Linked DNA regions of Homo sapiens: region 2 is linked to region 1. The links are chromatin loops, found by intact Hi-C in ENCODE. Cell type or tissue: IMR-90. All regions are shown on one strand.

Region 1 (8,000 bases):
TAGCTGGTACTACAGAGGTGCATGCCACCATGCCTGGCTAATTTTTAAATTTTTCTGTAGAGACAGAATCTTGCTATGTTGCTTAGGATGGTCTTGAACCCCTGGCCTCAAGCAGTCCTCCCACTTCAGCCTCCCAAAGTGCTGGCATTACAGGTGTGCGTCTCCATGCCCAGTCCTGTCTGTTTCATTTTTAAAAATATTTTTTTGAGTTGTAAAACAGCAAGTTAAAATTATACAAATCCTATACAAAGCTAAATGTTGAGTGAAATTATTTTTCTTGCTTTCTGGTTACCCAAAAAAAGTATTGGTTGGGCAAATTGCCTATTGTGGATCAGAGGGTGGGGCTTTAACAGGAACATAATGACAACCACAGGGCTTTGTTGATTGGCTTTGTTGCAGGCCTTCCATTAAGTTCATTTGAAGTACATCCTTTAATATTCCCCATATGGGTCTGTGAGTAGTAGGACCATTGTTTACATTGGTAAAAATTTTGATCTTTGAATGCCTGAAAATGTCTTATTTTGCCTTAATGATTGAATAATACTTAGTTGGTCATAAGATTATTGATTTACAGCTGTTTTCCTTAGAACTTTGAAGATTTTTACATTGTTGGCCTTGACGTTTATTTTTAAGACGTTTCCTAAGCATCTAATTGTTGTTCCTTTAAGAGTTTTGCTTTATTCTGATGTTTTTCTGTTCCATCATAATGTATCTAGATGTGGATTTATCTTTCTCCTGCTCATGCTTTCTATCTAAGGACTTTTTCTCTAATTCTGGAAGATCTCTCCAAATATTGTATCTTCATAATTTTTTTTCCATTCTTTTCAGAAATTGATATTAGATATATATTGGAGCTGGCCAATCTATCTTACAGGCCTTTCAACCGAACCTTAATTTTAGAGAACAGACTCTTCTCTCCCATGCTTCCTCTTAGGTAAAGTAAGATAACAGCTCCTTGCCATTATCTTCAAATTTACTGTTCATTTTTAATATGTCACGTATAGATTTGAACTCATTCATTGAGTTTTTCTAGTTCAGTTGACTGTACTTTTATTTTCTAAGATTCTTAATTGTTTTTTATATCTACCTGTTCTTACTCTGCTTTTTAATTTTCATAAATTTATAATTGTTTAAATGGATGCTTCTTTATTCATCTCATTATCCTGAACATATTTATCTTATTTTATTTTTTACTTTTTTACAGACAGTCTCATTCTCTTGCCTAGGCTGGAGTGCAGTGTCACAATCATAGCTCACTACAGCCTCAAACTCCTGGGCTCAAGTGATCATCCCACTCCAGTCTCCCAAGTTGCTGAGATTATAGATGTGAGCCACTGCACCTGGCTCTAAACATTTTTATTTTAAAGTCTTTGTATGACTGTTCTATGAAATTAATTTCATGTGGGCTGAATTTATAATTGGATGGGGGATTTGGCTTTCTTAGAATTAGATTCTTTTATGTGTTTTGGAATTTTAGTTTGCAGGTTCATTTTGAACTTGAGAGATATTTGCTTTTTATGCTATTTCTTTTATTCTCCCTCTTTGACGGATGCTTTTGTAGTTTCACAGTTACTTTCACCTGGTTCCCCATGCGCAGTCCATAATTAGGTATTATAATGGTGCTTATATTTCCCTGCTCTGTGATGACTTGGGCAGTATCACAGATGCATCGAGTAAGCAGAAAACCTGACTCAATTCTTTTCCTGAGACTTCTTTCCTTCTTTTCTAGGTCCACAGCTGCTGATACCCCTGGGGCCCCAAATAATAGGTCCTCCATCATTTTCTATCGCTTTCTTTTACAAATGTGTGGCTATCTGGGTATTTTCAGAGAAGGGAGGAGGCCCTACCTCAGTCTTTGGCTTGAAGGAGTGAGCCAGACTCCCTTCCCATCTAGCACATGGTAGTTTGGGTTCTCATACCCCTCGCAAGTCCAGTTCTCTGTTGCCCCTGCCTGCTTCTGGCCTGCAGTTCGGTATTTCATTGACCTTCGCCCCACTTTCTTTATTTCTGTTTCTTTCTTAGTTGGTGGAGATTTATCGGGCCTTTAAGGCTGATGACGCTTACTGGTTTTCACTTTTTAAAATTAAATTTTCAATATAAAATATGTGTTTAGATCAGAGGGGCTGTTTTGGAGCTTGAACTTACAGGACTGACTTGACCTGACCTATACCATTTCACTTGGCCCGTCGGCCTTTCTTTGAAGTCCTTTCCCCAGGAATGCCAAGGAACTATTTTATTGCTGTCTCCTGTCCTTTCCTCCTTCTCTTCCAAAGTTTCTTCAGAAATTAAGGGATTTACTTTCTTCCTAGTGTTACCTTGATTGGGCAATGTTCAGAATAAATTTCAGAGCTCCACCTTCAGTGTAAATATCAGTGTTATTCCAAGCTAGGGAGAATAATATTAAGAAATAAGTAAGTTTACAGAAATTATTCTCAGGAACCAATTTTCAGGAGATGTGACATTTGATGTGATGTGTATTCAAGTATAAATTTCCACTTAGCTTTTATATGTGTTATAAAATAGCTGAAAGAGCTTCATGTGTTGTTAGAGTTCTCTTTCTTTTACTTTTGAATAAGAAGTAATATTGTAATAAAAACCTTTTTATATCAAAGCTCTTTAAAAAGCAAATGTTAATAAAACTGGAAATATTTTTTTCTTCATCTTAATAAATCCAGAGAACCAGAAAATATCCGTGCTTCAGGGCACTTTTAAATGTACCGTGAATACTTTACGTTTAAGGATAACACTGTGCAGGAGACACTTCTCCAGCCCTCCTTTACAATCTTTTAAAGACCCACTATAACTTTTCTGTTATTCCAGTAGGTTGTGCTCTTTTGCTCAGATCCAGAACTCTGGTCATGCTAACCAACCAAAGTTAGACAACTTGCAATTCTTTCTTTATGTACAATAGTTTAATATTAACTATTGTTTTCAAAATTAGTATTTATCTTTAAAACAATTATTCTTAAAATCTTTTGAAAGTATGTGCGCATGGTAAAATTTTTGCACAAAGTGAAAGCGATTTCAGCGAAAGCAAATCTCTCTAATTCCAGCCCATGCCTTCAGGCTTCCTCCTCAGAGATGGCCAATGTTGCTGTTCCCTCATGTATCCTTCCTCACATCTTTTATACATGGATATTACCTTTTTCCTCAGTGGTAGCATATCATACGCACTGTTATGAACCTTGTTTTTTACACCTAACAACTAATTTTGGAGCTCATTCCCCATCCATATATACAAAACTGCCTCATGATTTTTTACATTAAAACAGTTAACTATTGCTAGAATCTTGCTGTACTCAACAAAGCATTATGTAGGAGTTGTTAATGTCCATGACATGTTTGTTTTATTTTAGAGTAGGATGAACCCTCTTTCTCTGGCCCTTCTGGTGGGTAGATTTTGAAACTTCATACTCAGAGAGATAACAGAGCAGAGTTCCACTGTGTGGCTCTTCAGTTCTGTGTTTTCAACAATAGGTGGCACCAGCAATTTCTGTATTTGGGCTGTATGTAGAGAGGAAGCATCATCATTTTGATCATTTTTCATTTCATATTGTGTTCACAGATTATTAAGAGCAAAGATGTGTTTACCTGAAGGCCTAGAGGCTTGCACATGGATACATGCATACATAGGGGATTAAGAAGCACTTTGTAGAACGGTACCTGTACTGCGATGCTACAGCTCTTCCCTTGCCCTGGCTGTATTTGCAGCTTCATCTAATGAGACCAGACACTTAGTTAATACATGAGATTTTATAATGATGAATATGATTTTATATACAAAGTAGATCTTTGCAGGTGCATCCTTTTGAGATTTATCGTGGTAGAAATTTGGTCTTGGCTACACATATGAGAATGTATCATTGCACTGGAGGGTTATGTACTCTCAGAGCTTCACCTGTTACATTCGCATGGACAGCCCCTCTCCGGCTCAGCCCCGACTCCTCCCCTATACTCCCTTGTCAGTTGTGCCTAGAGGTCCCGTCAGCATTTAAAACAGCATTTTAAAACTAAATTCATCATCATTCATGAGAGCGGTTCCCATCTTCTTCTTTTTTTTTTTTTTTTTTTTGCCACCTTAGACTTCTCTTTATGAATTTCTACTTTACCCTTTTGTCTTTCAAAAAATTTGCTTTATTTGTATTCCCTGACAACAAGGCCCTGATCACTTGATAACTGTGTGATTCTCCTGGCCCCTTCCCTTTTGTTCTTATAAGTATGGGGAGAAATTCTCCTGGTTTGAGGATGAGAAATGGATACAGTGGGGCTCATCAAAGTTTTCTAAGTTAGACATGTACTGATCCCAACAAATTATGTGATCCCAAACAATTTCAACACAAAGTACATTCCGATGCCACCATTTCTTTGCCTGTGTCCCTCGGGTCCCTGGACAGAACTTGGAAATGGGAAGTGAAGAACATTTCATTCTATGACCCTTAGCAGCATTGTTTTTTAATTGAATCAGAATTGCTTCTCCCTTGCTTTTCCTTCCTCAAGGGAGTTCAGAGCTCCTTGGCTTCACCTGACTTTATGCAGTGGTTTCATCCCATGATAATATGTTGGGTTTCTGTCTTAATAGAACCTTTGGTCTTACAGAAGTCCCGGATAGGTCTGCTGTATATCTTTATCCCAAGACTTTATACATTCCAGAGTTCCTGAAAGCTCTTGCAGTTACTGGCTTTTCCAGGATTCAAGTCACTCTTGCAGTCAATAGGAGATACTCACATGGAATTACTACAGCACACAGAGAATTTTGAGTATTCTTTGGCCCAGAGAATACTGATCGGCCCCATATTTTGCCTTTGTGCTAGGATGGAGCTCCATATCAGAGAGATCAATACAATCTGAAAGTCACTGCCTCTTCCATAAGTCCTGCTTTAAAACCTTCGGTAGCTTTTCTTAATTTTCCTTTCAAGGCTATCATTGTGTGGGCGTAACTTACTTACTTTTTTTTTTTTTTTTTTGGTAACATAACGTGACCCAGAACCATCTTTAGGAGTGTGGCAAATTCTGTCCTGTCTTTCTAGGACGGGGTAAAATAACCTGCCTCAGGATGGAACACCCAACCGAGGGAGGAAGAGAAAACTAGGGGTGCTTGCTTAGGTTGCCAGTTGCTGCAGCAAGACCTGAGGCTCCAGTGCCTCCTTCTGTGCCCGTGCCCATCTGCAAAGCAAAGGCCCAGAACTGCTGTGTCATTCTTCCACAGACCGCTCCCTGCACCAGGCTTCCCCCTTGCATGCAAGAACTCTTGTTTTCCTTCCCAGGATGCTCCTGTTGCTAGTTCTCACCAGATTTATCTCTATATGGCTGAGATCAGCTATGCACCTCTTAAGCATGAATAATTCTGATTCCCTTTAAAACTGGATGGGTCAGTTTTCCAGGAATTTACTCCAAACTAATTAATAATAATTGCCACCACTTACTGAGGCCATGGTGTAAACAGATAACTTTGCATCCACTGTCTTTTTCGTCCTCACCAACAGCTCTTATGTGATAAATATTGTTACTCCTTACTCATTTTTCAGTAGAGGAAACCAAGATTCAGGAGAATTAAGTAACTTGCCTAAGGTCACACAGATAAGGAGTAGCCAGCTAAGGAGACTTGGCTTTTCTCTTGAGACCTTGCTATCTCCAAACTTTGAAGCAATGCTATAGAGTTCTACTTCAGAAGGAAGCAGGAAGCCATATCATTTTCTTATCTTTACCTCTGCTTAGCTCCACCTTACCATTCCCTCCCCCTTAGGCATAGTCGGGTTGTTTCTGTGAGGCGGAGTTTGAGCCAAAGCATAGCACACCCTAACTTTCTCTTGGGAGGAGCTCGTCTTTCTGTTTGAGTTTCAGATGTTGTCTCTGTTGGTAGTTTCTTCATTTATTCAACATATATTTATTATAATGACAACATGCGAAATACTGAGTATGAAGTTGTTAAAAAGATGTATATGGACCTATCTTTACGGAGTTTTATAGTTTAGTTGGGAAGAATGCAGGCTATATCTAAATAAGAACAAAATAATTAACCAAGCAAGAGGTCAGTTTACTTCTGTTCCTTCTTATTGTCAAGATATTGGAAAGCAGAATTAATTTGAGTATCCAATACGTTATCTGTTGAGAAGAGTCACTTTTGTGAATGTGACTGTCTCAGAGGCAGGAATTAGTAATTTAAACCAGCGTATGTTTGAAGTTGATTAAAGGAAAATATTCAGATTCCTGAATAACGATTTAAATGTGCTGGAACATTACCTATTACCCACATATTACATGGCAATATTTTAAAAATCTGGCCAGTGTTAAAATGATAACGTTTCAGGTAGGTGGCGCTAATAAGTGTTCTTGCACTCATAGAATGTTGAGTTAGAAAATGTTGTGGGTTGCTTTGACCTTCTCCTTCCTCATTTCCCCTGAAGAAATTAAAACTCAGAAAAATTGCATATGCAGTCTTCCCCTTACTTCTCAAATTCATGACTCGTAGGATGAATAGACTCTGGTTTATTCAAGGTCTCAAGAGTTCAAGTTGTCAACATTTCACCCTCTCATACATTAGCAATGTCAATGACTTGGAAATTAATATGGTTTGAACTTCATGATTCTTTCCCTTAGATGTGGTTGAAGTACCGTGAGCTCATCATTAAGAAGCAGTTAGTTAGCTTTTCTCTTTAGCCTGCCTTGTCTAAATTTCATCTTCTACTACTAAATGGTTTTACTAGTTATAGTGACTCAAGAGGCAGTTTTACTCTGTGTGACTACTTTAGCAGACCACATTAAAGCATTTATGTTCCTCGTTAGGTTGCAGGAATGAGTTTTCTTAATGCCATCACTGAATTCCAATGGAGGAAATAAATTACTCATGCATTTTCTAATGGTTAAAAAATTTTCCAGTGTCTTGGCTGTCTAGTTCTCATCATGCAGAGGTTCCATTACCAAAGAGTAATTGTATAATTTTGACTAGCAGGTCTATACTACTTAGAAAATCAACTAAATAAAACATTTGAGTCACAGGTCCTAGGCCAAAATTTTAAAGAGCGAAGTATATGAGAGTCAACCTTTTGCAGTTGTAGGGGAAAATGCAAGACTTAGAAGAAAAAAACTGGTCTCATCTTATTAACTTACCAACTTTGTATATATAGGCAAGCTCCTTAACGTCTCTGAGGCTCATTTTCCTTATCTGTAGAAATGAAGACAGCCGTAATAATGCCTGCTTAACTATCTCGTGTGATTATTGTGCAAGTCAAATGAGATTGCAAATGTGAAGGCTTACCAGAAAAATAGTAGGAAGATCTATATAAATAGTATATTATTATAGTTTAAAAATATTGTAGTAATGATAACGATACTCATAGTGATAATCGTGATCTAAATCTTGGCATAGAATTATGTATACCAGAACATTACATTGGTTGGTATATTGACAGTGTTTGAAAAGTGCAAGTCACTAAAAGAATGATTTTGCTGTTCAACATTGATGTCAGTAAATGAAAATAGCTTGAAATACTTCCTTTGTTCCAAAAACAGTTAAAAGCAGCTTTCAAAGATAGAAATAAAAAAAAAAAAACAGAAAAAGATGAAAAACAGGTAAGTGGGGGAATAGGAGAAGGGAAAGTGGGATGTAACAAAGGGTGAAGTTAGGACTCAAAATGCGTCTCGTAAGCCCTGTTCCATTTGCTAGAGGTGTGCCAGAGATTTGGTTCTGGATTTTCCTGTAGCCAATGCGGTGAGAAAACAATCAGCTGTGTAGAATCTTAGTGTCCATAAGGTTAAATAGTGAAGCACAGAACTCTTCCTAATGATGAGACACAAGATAGTGATTTTCCCAGGGAGTCCTCATAAAGAGGACAGTGTATGATGAACGACATCTCACAGAACATCTCAATGGTAAACATTCATACACCTTTGGAAGCTGTCACCAGTGAGACGGCCAGATGACAAATCATTGAAATAGTCACAGTTTGTTAGCAAGCTGTTACTTACTTGGTTATCATCACGATTGAATATTTTTTTAAGAC
Region 2 (8,000 bases), 320 kb after region 1:
AGAAAGGAAGGAAGATGGATTTTAAAAAGCTATTAACTATTTAGGTTGTATGAGTAGAGACAGAAAGTCTAGAATAAGGGATATGTTTGTTCTGTTGTATTTATTCTGTCCTGGTCAGACAGCTGGTTAACTCTGTTAATATTTGGATGTCATTTACATGTAGGCCATTGAGCTTCTGTATTGAGAGTAATTAAGGTGCTGAATGGAATAACATGTTATATGAGAGAGCAGGGACTGATGTTTTAGTAAGTGACTTCTGTGTGTCAAGCAGTGTTAGATGCTTTCTCTGTCTTATCTGATTTAGTTCTCAAAGTAGCCAAGATCACTAAATGGTATTATCCTTATTTTACAGAAAGGAAACTCTACTCAGGAAAGTGAATATACTTGCCCAGTATCACATGGTAGTTGAACTAAAAGCCTCAAGCTCTTTCCACCTAAGTGTCCTCTTACCTGTATAAAAAACTTGGCCTGCCTCTGTAATCTCAGCACCTTGGGAAGCCAAAGTGGGAAGATTGCTTGAGTCCAGGAATTTGAGACTAGCCTGAGCAACATGGTGAGACCCTGTCTCTGAAAAAATTATTGAAAATTAGCTGGATGTGGTGGCCCATGCCTGTGGTCTCAGCTACTTAGGAGGCTGAAGCAAGAGGATTGCTCAAACCCAGGAAATTGAGGCTGCAGTGAGTCATGTTTGTGCCACAGCACTCCATCCTGGGTGACAGAACAAGACTGTCTCAAAATAAATAAATAAATAAATAACAAAACAAAATTTTTTCAGCCTAGAGAAAAACCCACTAAGAGGGGAGGTTCAACAAAGAAGCTAAACCATGCCCCTTCCATGGCTGAAATTCTATGATACTACAGCATTTTGAAGCTTCTCAAATACTAAAAAACAGTAAGAGACTGTGAGCAGTTATTCTGTGTGGTCTAGGAGAGGAGGTGAGGAGTAAACCACAGGGGGGTGGATCTGTAGTTGGCAGATTATAGTTCAACTTGAAGCAAAACTTTTTAAATGATGAGCTCTGAAGCACTCTTTCTAAATGGAGGGTGCTTAATGGTAAGGAAGGATGTTCCCTGTCATCAAAAGGATTTAGACAAAGGCTGGACTGCTACCATGGTATGCAGTAGTGCTGTGCACTTCATTACTATAAGTTTAAATTTAATTAAAATTAAATAAAATTAAAAGTTCCTCAGTTGCATTAGCCACACTTCAAATGCTCATTAGTCACACATGGCTAGTGGCTATCAATTAGTGCAGTGCAGAACCTTTCCATCGTCACAGAAATTTCAACTGGATAGTGTTGCTACAGAGTTGACAGGAAAGGCTTTTGGACCCTAGTTCCTTTTTGCTCTGAAATTCTATGTTTCTTTGAACAATTTCCATAAATCATCATTTCTTACTAAATAATCATTAGTTTTGTTGTGTCCATACTGACACTGATTTTTCATGATCTTATTGAGCTATACCCCAGCATGTGTACCCATTCACGTATTTTGGAGTGCTCATTAATCAGCTATGGATACAATTTTGGGCCTTTGGAGTCACTGCTAACTAAATAGGTATCCCCTATACAGATGTTCAGAACACCCAACTGGACACTTCTGTTCCCAAAGAGATTCCTTCCAATGCCGTTTCTCTAAGTCTTTACTCTCATTTCTCTTTGCAAATTGGTCCTCTTTGCAAATTGGTCATTCCTAAAGGAAATGAATTTGATAGCAGATTGTTAGAGATTAATTACCTATCATATGCCAAAGCCACTTCCTACATGTCAGTGCTAAGGAATCCCCTAGAGATGGAATTCCTAGGTTCAACTGAAAATTAATTGTAATTAATATAATAGGTTAATTCATTGTAATTATTTTTAAGCCTTTTGGCAATGAGTTAATTCCACAAGATCCACATTGCTTGAAGTGTCACAGAGAACACTTGATGAGAATGTTCTAGTAATAAACCTTAACCCTCTGGGGAAAAAATCCTACTGTCTTTCCTTCTGGCTTCGTTTCTTCTGGAACATATTTTGGTGGCATTTGATTTCTGGAGAACAAAGGGATCCCTACAAGGTGATGCATAAACATGCGTGGCCCAGATGGACTGTGCTCATTGGAGACAGGGAAAACAAAAGGCCTTTGATTGTGCCTCGTTTTCTTTGGAAGTGTGTCTTGCTTCAGACTAACAGAATGCCTTTGCTCCTAGAATAAAATGTAATGGAACTGAAAATTGAAGAATCTGGGCCTTTTTCCCTTTCCTAATTATTTCCACTTGACTCACTTAATCTTGGACGATTATTCAGTCATATCTGAAATGAGAAAATGACGGGAGTAAAATTTCCATCTCTTGTTACAAGGGCTTATAAACATTAACAGAATAATCCTGTACAAAAAAAAAAAAAAAAAAAAAACAAATACAAATCACAATTGATGGTGCCTTGTTTTTATAGATTAGAAAAAAATCCCCGCATTGTTAGGGAAGCAGCTCAAATTTCGGCATGCAGTAACCTTGTCAAACCTTGATAGGTGATTTCACTAGTAAGGTTGAAAAACTATCATTTTAAACAAATATTTCATAATGGGAGATTGTATAAAAATGAAGGAGCCAACTTGTTTACTTGCAACTGGATAGGTTGGGAAATTAAGCCCTAAAATAGTTCCTTGAAGATCAGAATCACTAACACTCAGAGGCTCACAAATTGGTTTCCGAGCCTTGGAGTTGTCACAAGTCTATGTCCATGAGCCTTCCTGCAGGTGTAAGAATAAAAGGATTCAAGCAATTCTAATAGTTTCTGAGGGTTAGATTAGGACTCAATGTACAAAAAGTCTTTTTGACAACTGGAGCTGTCTAAAATTGCAGCTAACAACCAAGATGAGGACGTTGCCCCTTACTATACAGTAACAAGCAGCAAAGACTGACAAGCCACTTACAGGTTGCTGTCAGGGAAGTTGGGCATAAGATGGAGGTTTGGACACAGTGACATCTGAAGCCCCTTTCAGTCCTTATTGTTCTGGCAAATTAAGGTCTTAGTTTTAATTTAGTCTCCACACTTAGGCTTTTGGTATTATCCGGGATGGTTCAGAACACCCCACTTTCATTAAACATCTACTTTCCATACTCCTGCTGTACAAAGTTGGCAAAGCAGGTACAGGAGAGAAATGAATGAATCTCATCAGAGCATCTTTTTAAGTGCTGCTGATTGCCTCTCGACATTCTTGAACCAAATCAGAGTAAGTTTAGAATGCCTTCCCCACAAGCCCACTGTGAGCCAAGGATTCAGGTGCATGTGATTTATGAAGGACGCACTTGCAAGAGAACTCAGGAGAGGATGGGGAAAGGGGAAAAAGCAAGGCATGGGTGCCAATTCAGGTAGTCTCAGCCTAGCCCAATCCCACAGGGAGCTCTGGAACATAACGTCTCAGCATTTGTCTCACTTTGAGGCAAAGGAGCACTGTTTAGTAGTGTGTGTGTGTGTGTGTGTGTGTGTGTGTCTGTGTGTGTGTGTGTGTGTTTGGGGGGTGGAGGATGCTAGCCATTGGCTCTAAAGTACACAGAAACTGGGGCACGGACACACCAAAGCTGAGGGGCGGCAGCACATTGCTAATCGAAGGGATCAGAGGGGCGCTGGGTGGGGCATCAGTAGTTTCTGCCACATTTATATCACCTGTAATCTTTGAAAATTCTCCATTAGGAAAGTAAATTACGAAAGGATCACGTTGTCTATTTTAGACATATTCACTAACTAGGAGATTGTAGCTTCCTTTACATAAAGAATTGTGGCTCCTTCTTAGAAATCCAATCGGCAGTTAGTGATTAAATGATTTACCATGATGCTGGTCCCACACTGCTGGCTGCTGTGGAGTTTTAAAAGATTAAGAGGCAGTCAGCCTAGCCCTCGTGGACTGACCAACACAATTGTACAGATTAAATTTATAACAAGAAACAAAGCCCCAGTGCACATGTCCAATCACAGGAGTGTTGAAAGTGGATTCTGCAGTTCTTCTTGTACCCTGAGAGGCGCAGTGTGGACTGGTCTGGTCAGGGGAGTGTTGAAAGTGGATTCTGCAGTTCTTCTTGTACCCTGAGAGGCCCAGTGTGGACTGGTCTGGTCAGGGGAGGTTTCATTCAGGAGGTGAGTCATAAACAGGATCTTGGAGGAGTTACATTAGGAGGAGGGAGTCCGTTCCGGGCAGGAAGAATGAATAGTATGCTACGTGGGAAGTTTGCAGACAGTGAGATAGGCTCTTTTCAGGACCCAGGGAAATATGCATTTATGGTACGTGGTACAGTCACAGTATGGAGGTGCTTAATGTCTTAGCCTTTTGAGACTTGCGTGTTAAGCAGTACATGAAGATATTTGTACCTTGAGTATAGCACGATAAACTCAATTTTAGGAGAGTCCATTTGATATCACAGGATGGATTGGTGAGAGACGAGAGCCTGAGGCAGAAATGCAGCAAGGAGTTGGTATTCGTGGTCCGGCCCCATCGTGCTCTGTGAACCCACCCTCTGTGTGCAGGTACCTGCAGGTTCTCTCCGCCTGGATGTCCAGGAGTCATCTCAGTGTTAACACATTCAAAACCAAATTGCTGATTTACCTCCAACCTGCTCCTTCTGTGATCTCCTTTGCTGTTCCTCGGGCCAAAACTTAAGGCCATGCTTGGCTCCTGTGTTTCTCTCATATTACACAGTGAATTCAGCTCGACCTTCGAAAGAGCACTTTTGAAGGTCGAGCAATTCAGCTGGACCACTTCTCACCCCCTCTGGTTCCCTCAAGCCGTTGGCATCTTTCATCCAGATTGTTGTAATAGCCCCTAACCAGACACACTTGTCCTCTTCCGGTATTCTGCACAGTAATCAGAGTGAATCTTTTATAAGATAAACCACTTTGTTTCCTGCTTACACACTTCCAGTGGTTCACCATTACAAGGAAAGCAAATACGGAATCTTCATGTGCTTGAAGGCCTCACATGATCTGACCTCTGGCAATTTGTCCAGCCCTGCATCCTGCACCCTTCCTCTTGCTCCCTTGCTCACTCCTCTCCAATGACTGTTTTCAGAACCCATCAGTTTGTTTCCTCGGTAGATTTCATGCCTTTCTCCATATCTTGCTCCATCGCTTCATTCAGGTTTCAGCCCAGAATGTCCAGTCTACAGAGGCCTTCCCTGACCTCCACATCTAGAATAGCATGTGGGGAGCATGTAGATAGAGGTGTGCATCATCCCTACAGAGTATGACTGAGCTCTCTGGAAGGAGTGAGGACCAAAAAAATGACAGTGGAAGAATGGGGAAGAGGAAGAGAAAGGGAAGGAAGTCAGAATCAGGAGAAAGAGTAAAGGGAGGTATCCTGTCTTAGCAAGGGATACTGAGTTCAGTGACTCCCTGGGTCAAGATCATCTCATTCAGGATCAGAAAGTTACCATGACAGTGCCCCATCCTGAGAACCAGGGGTGATCGTCAAGGGAAAGGAGACGGGGCCCTGGGACCACTGTGTGTGTGCTTAGGATGCAAATGGTGAGGAATGATGAGCACCATGCTTTATTTTTGTCAATTGCAGGCATTCATGTTACTAGGCCAGGATGCAACCAAGTGACAAACCTGCAGGGGAGGGGACAGTGAAAACCAAACAGAAGTGGTCCATTCTGTTTTATTGCTTCAATCTCTACTCCAACAAAGACCGCTTTCCCTAAAGGGCATGGTGTCAGAATATACACAGTGGTGATAAGGTATGCTAGAGACTTTTCCAGAGAACTTGGCTACCCAGGTTCTTTCCCTCCTAGAACAAGCTCTGAATGACAGGCTTCCGGCTAGAATATCAAAGAGTCAGGCGGGGCTCAGTGGCTCATGCCTGTAATCCCAGCACTTTGGGAGGCCGAGGCGGACGGATCACAAGGTCAGGAGATCAAGACTATCCTAGCTAACATGGTGAAACCCCATCTCTACTAAAAATAGCAAAAAAAAAAAAAAGAAAAAAATTTAACCGGGCGTGGCGGCAGGCGCCTATAGTCCCAGCTACTCGGGAGGCTGAGGCAGGAGAATGGCATGAACCTGGGAGGCAGAGCTTGCAGTGAGCCGAGATCGCGCCACTGCACTCCGGCCTGGGAGACAGAGCAAGACTCCGTCTCAAAAAAAAAAAAAAGAGTCATAAGAGGAAGAGAAACTGTGTTAGCCTGTGCAGTGTAGTGTGGTGTGGACACAAGGAGAAAGTTGGGGGTGGGCTGTTTTATGAGCCAGTATAATGTAATGTCTGAGAGCATAATTTGGGATTCCCTCTAACACACCGAAATCCAAGCCTGACATTTAGTAGCTGTGTAATTTATTTTAGATTTCTCATCTCTACAGTGGAAGTCACAATAGTATGTACTCCATAGAGTTGTGAGGCACACAGTATCCAACACACTGTAGAGATTGGTGTATATTTATTTAATTGAAATGCAGTGTTTAAAAGTGCTTCCTGTTGACTATGCACATCCAGCCCTTTTCTGTGGGATTCAACCGCACGATGCTTTCTCCTTCCTGACCTGAAACAAACGGTCATATGGTAGTGGTTTTAAAGCACATTGTAATAGTATCTGTATCAGTCAGGGTTCTCCAGAAAAAGAGACTCACCAAGATAAATATCTATATATTATGTGTGTAGGAGTGTGGAGAGAGATAATAATTTCAAGAAATTGGCTTCTGAGATTATGGGGGCTGACAAGTCAGAAATTTGTAGGGCAGGCCGAAAACTCTTGGGCAAGAACTGATGCTGCATTCCAGAGGCAGAATTTATTCTTTTTTTAGTGAAACTTTAGTTTCTTTTGCTCTTCAGGCTTTTCACTGATTGGATGAGTCTTGCCCAGATTGTAGGGGATAATCTTCTGTTTTTAAAGTCAACTGACTGTAGATGTTAAGCCCATCAAGAGAATTCCACAGTACAGCAGTCACACACCTAGATGAGTGATTGAATAACTGGATACTAAAGTCTAGCACGTTAACACCTAAAACTAACCAGCACAGTAGTCACACCTCACAGCTCATATGGGCTCTCAAAGAAGGGGAGACAAAGTGCCTATGAGACTGTGGATATTTATGGTGGAGCCCCTGTAAGAGTTTCCTATTGTACCAAGACTAAGAGACTTATTGGGGAATGCAGGGTGACCTCAGACCTCATTTCTTCCTTCTCTCTCAGTGTTACACCCCACCCCAGCCATGCTGACCTCCTTGAAATTCCCTCCTTCTGGAACTCTCTTGCTCTTCATCCTTAGCTAATTTCTCCAACTCCTCAAGTCTTTCCTCAAATATCTCTTCTCAAAAAGGTCAAAATTCCCCCTATCACTCCCAATCTCATCTACCTTTATCTTCTTTTTCTTTTTTCCATAGCACTTGGCACCTTCTCTACAATTTATTTAGTTAGTTTACTGTTTATTATCTGACTTCTCTAGAATGTAAACTTCTCTGAAGGAGTCTTTGTTTTGATTGCTGTTGTATTTCTGGCCCCTAGAACAGTGCCTGGCATATGGTTGAGGCCCAATAAATATTTGTTCGACAAATGAATGAGAAGGATACATCAGGGCAGAGCCACTCTGGAACCAATGGAGTGTGGTTAGGGCAGCTGAGCTGAATGATTCCAGGAACGCCGTTCACATAGATTACAATGTGAACAAAGGTCCTTGGTGTCATGCAACACGGCAGTCCTTTGAAATAGGTGAATTGACAATCAGTGGTTTCAAATTCCACTTTTCTCCGCAAAGAGCAGTCAAGGCTTTGTAAAGGGCAAGTTCTTTGCTCTCTGCTAACAGCAGGTAATAAACTAGACTGAAATTTTTTAACCTTTTTTATCCCTGTGAAAGAAAATACAATCCAAGTTGTTTTTAAGAAATGAGCCTCATTTAACCATGTATTATTATGAGGTCTGAAGAAAGTCAGATGTGTTATATAGGAAATTTAAGAATTTCTTCGCGTTTATGGCCCTGGGCTTAATGGTTACTTCTCACAGGAGATAACATAAACTTTTAAGGTCCAGATGTCCCA

Evidence for each region. Hi-C counts contacts between places; a loop is a spot of excess contacts. Peaks named below come from ENCODE experiments on the same cell type or tissue, not always from the same donor. Only the 100,000 strongest peaks of a DNase experiment are listed, where the experiment ranks them.
Region 2: a loop joins it to region 1, with 2.4 times the contacts of the local background. A loop is called at or near these places in 2 of 110 quality-filtered maps.

Annotation. Positions count from the first base shown.
Region 1 is chr9:4,224,271-4,232,270 of GRCh38, reverse strand. The region is part of intron 2 of GLIS3 (GLIS family zinc finger 3); the gene reads left to right. Among named protein-coding and RNA genes, the nearest start is that of GLIS3-AS2, 71 kb to the left of the region's middle. In IMR-90, CTCF peaks have their summits at 2,834, 3,471 (motif pointing right) and 6,314; DNase peaks (open chromatin) are centred at 3,470 and 6,740; H3K27ac peaks cover 196 bases.
Region 2 is chr9:3,903,103-3,911,102 of GRCh38, reverse strand. The region is part of intron 6 of GLIS3 (GLIS family zinc finger 3); the gene reads left to right. Among named protein-coding and RNA genes, the nearest start is that of GLIS3-AS1, 8.5 kb to the right of the region's middle. In IMR-90, no CTCF peak of the experiment used is centred here; a DNase peak (open chromatin) is centred at 4,142; H3K27ac peaks cover 683 bases.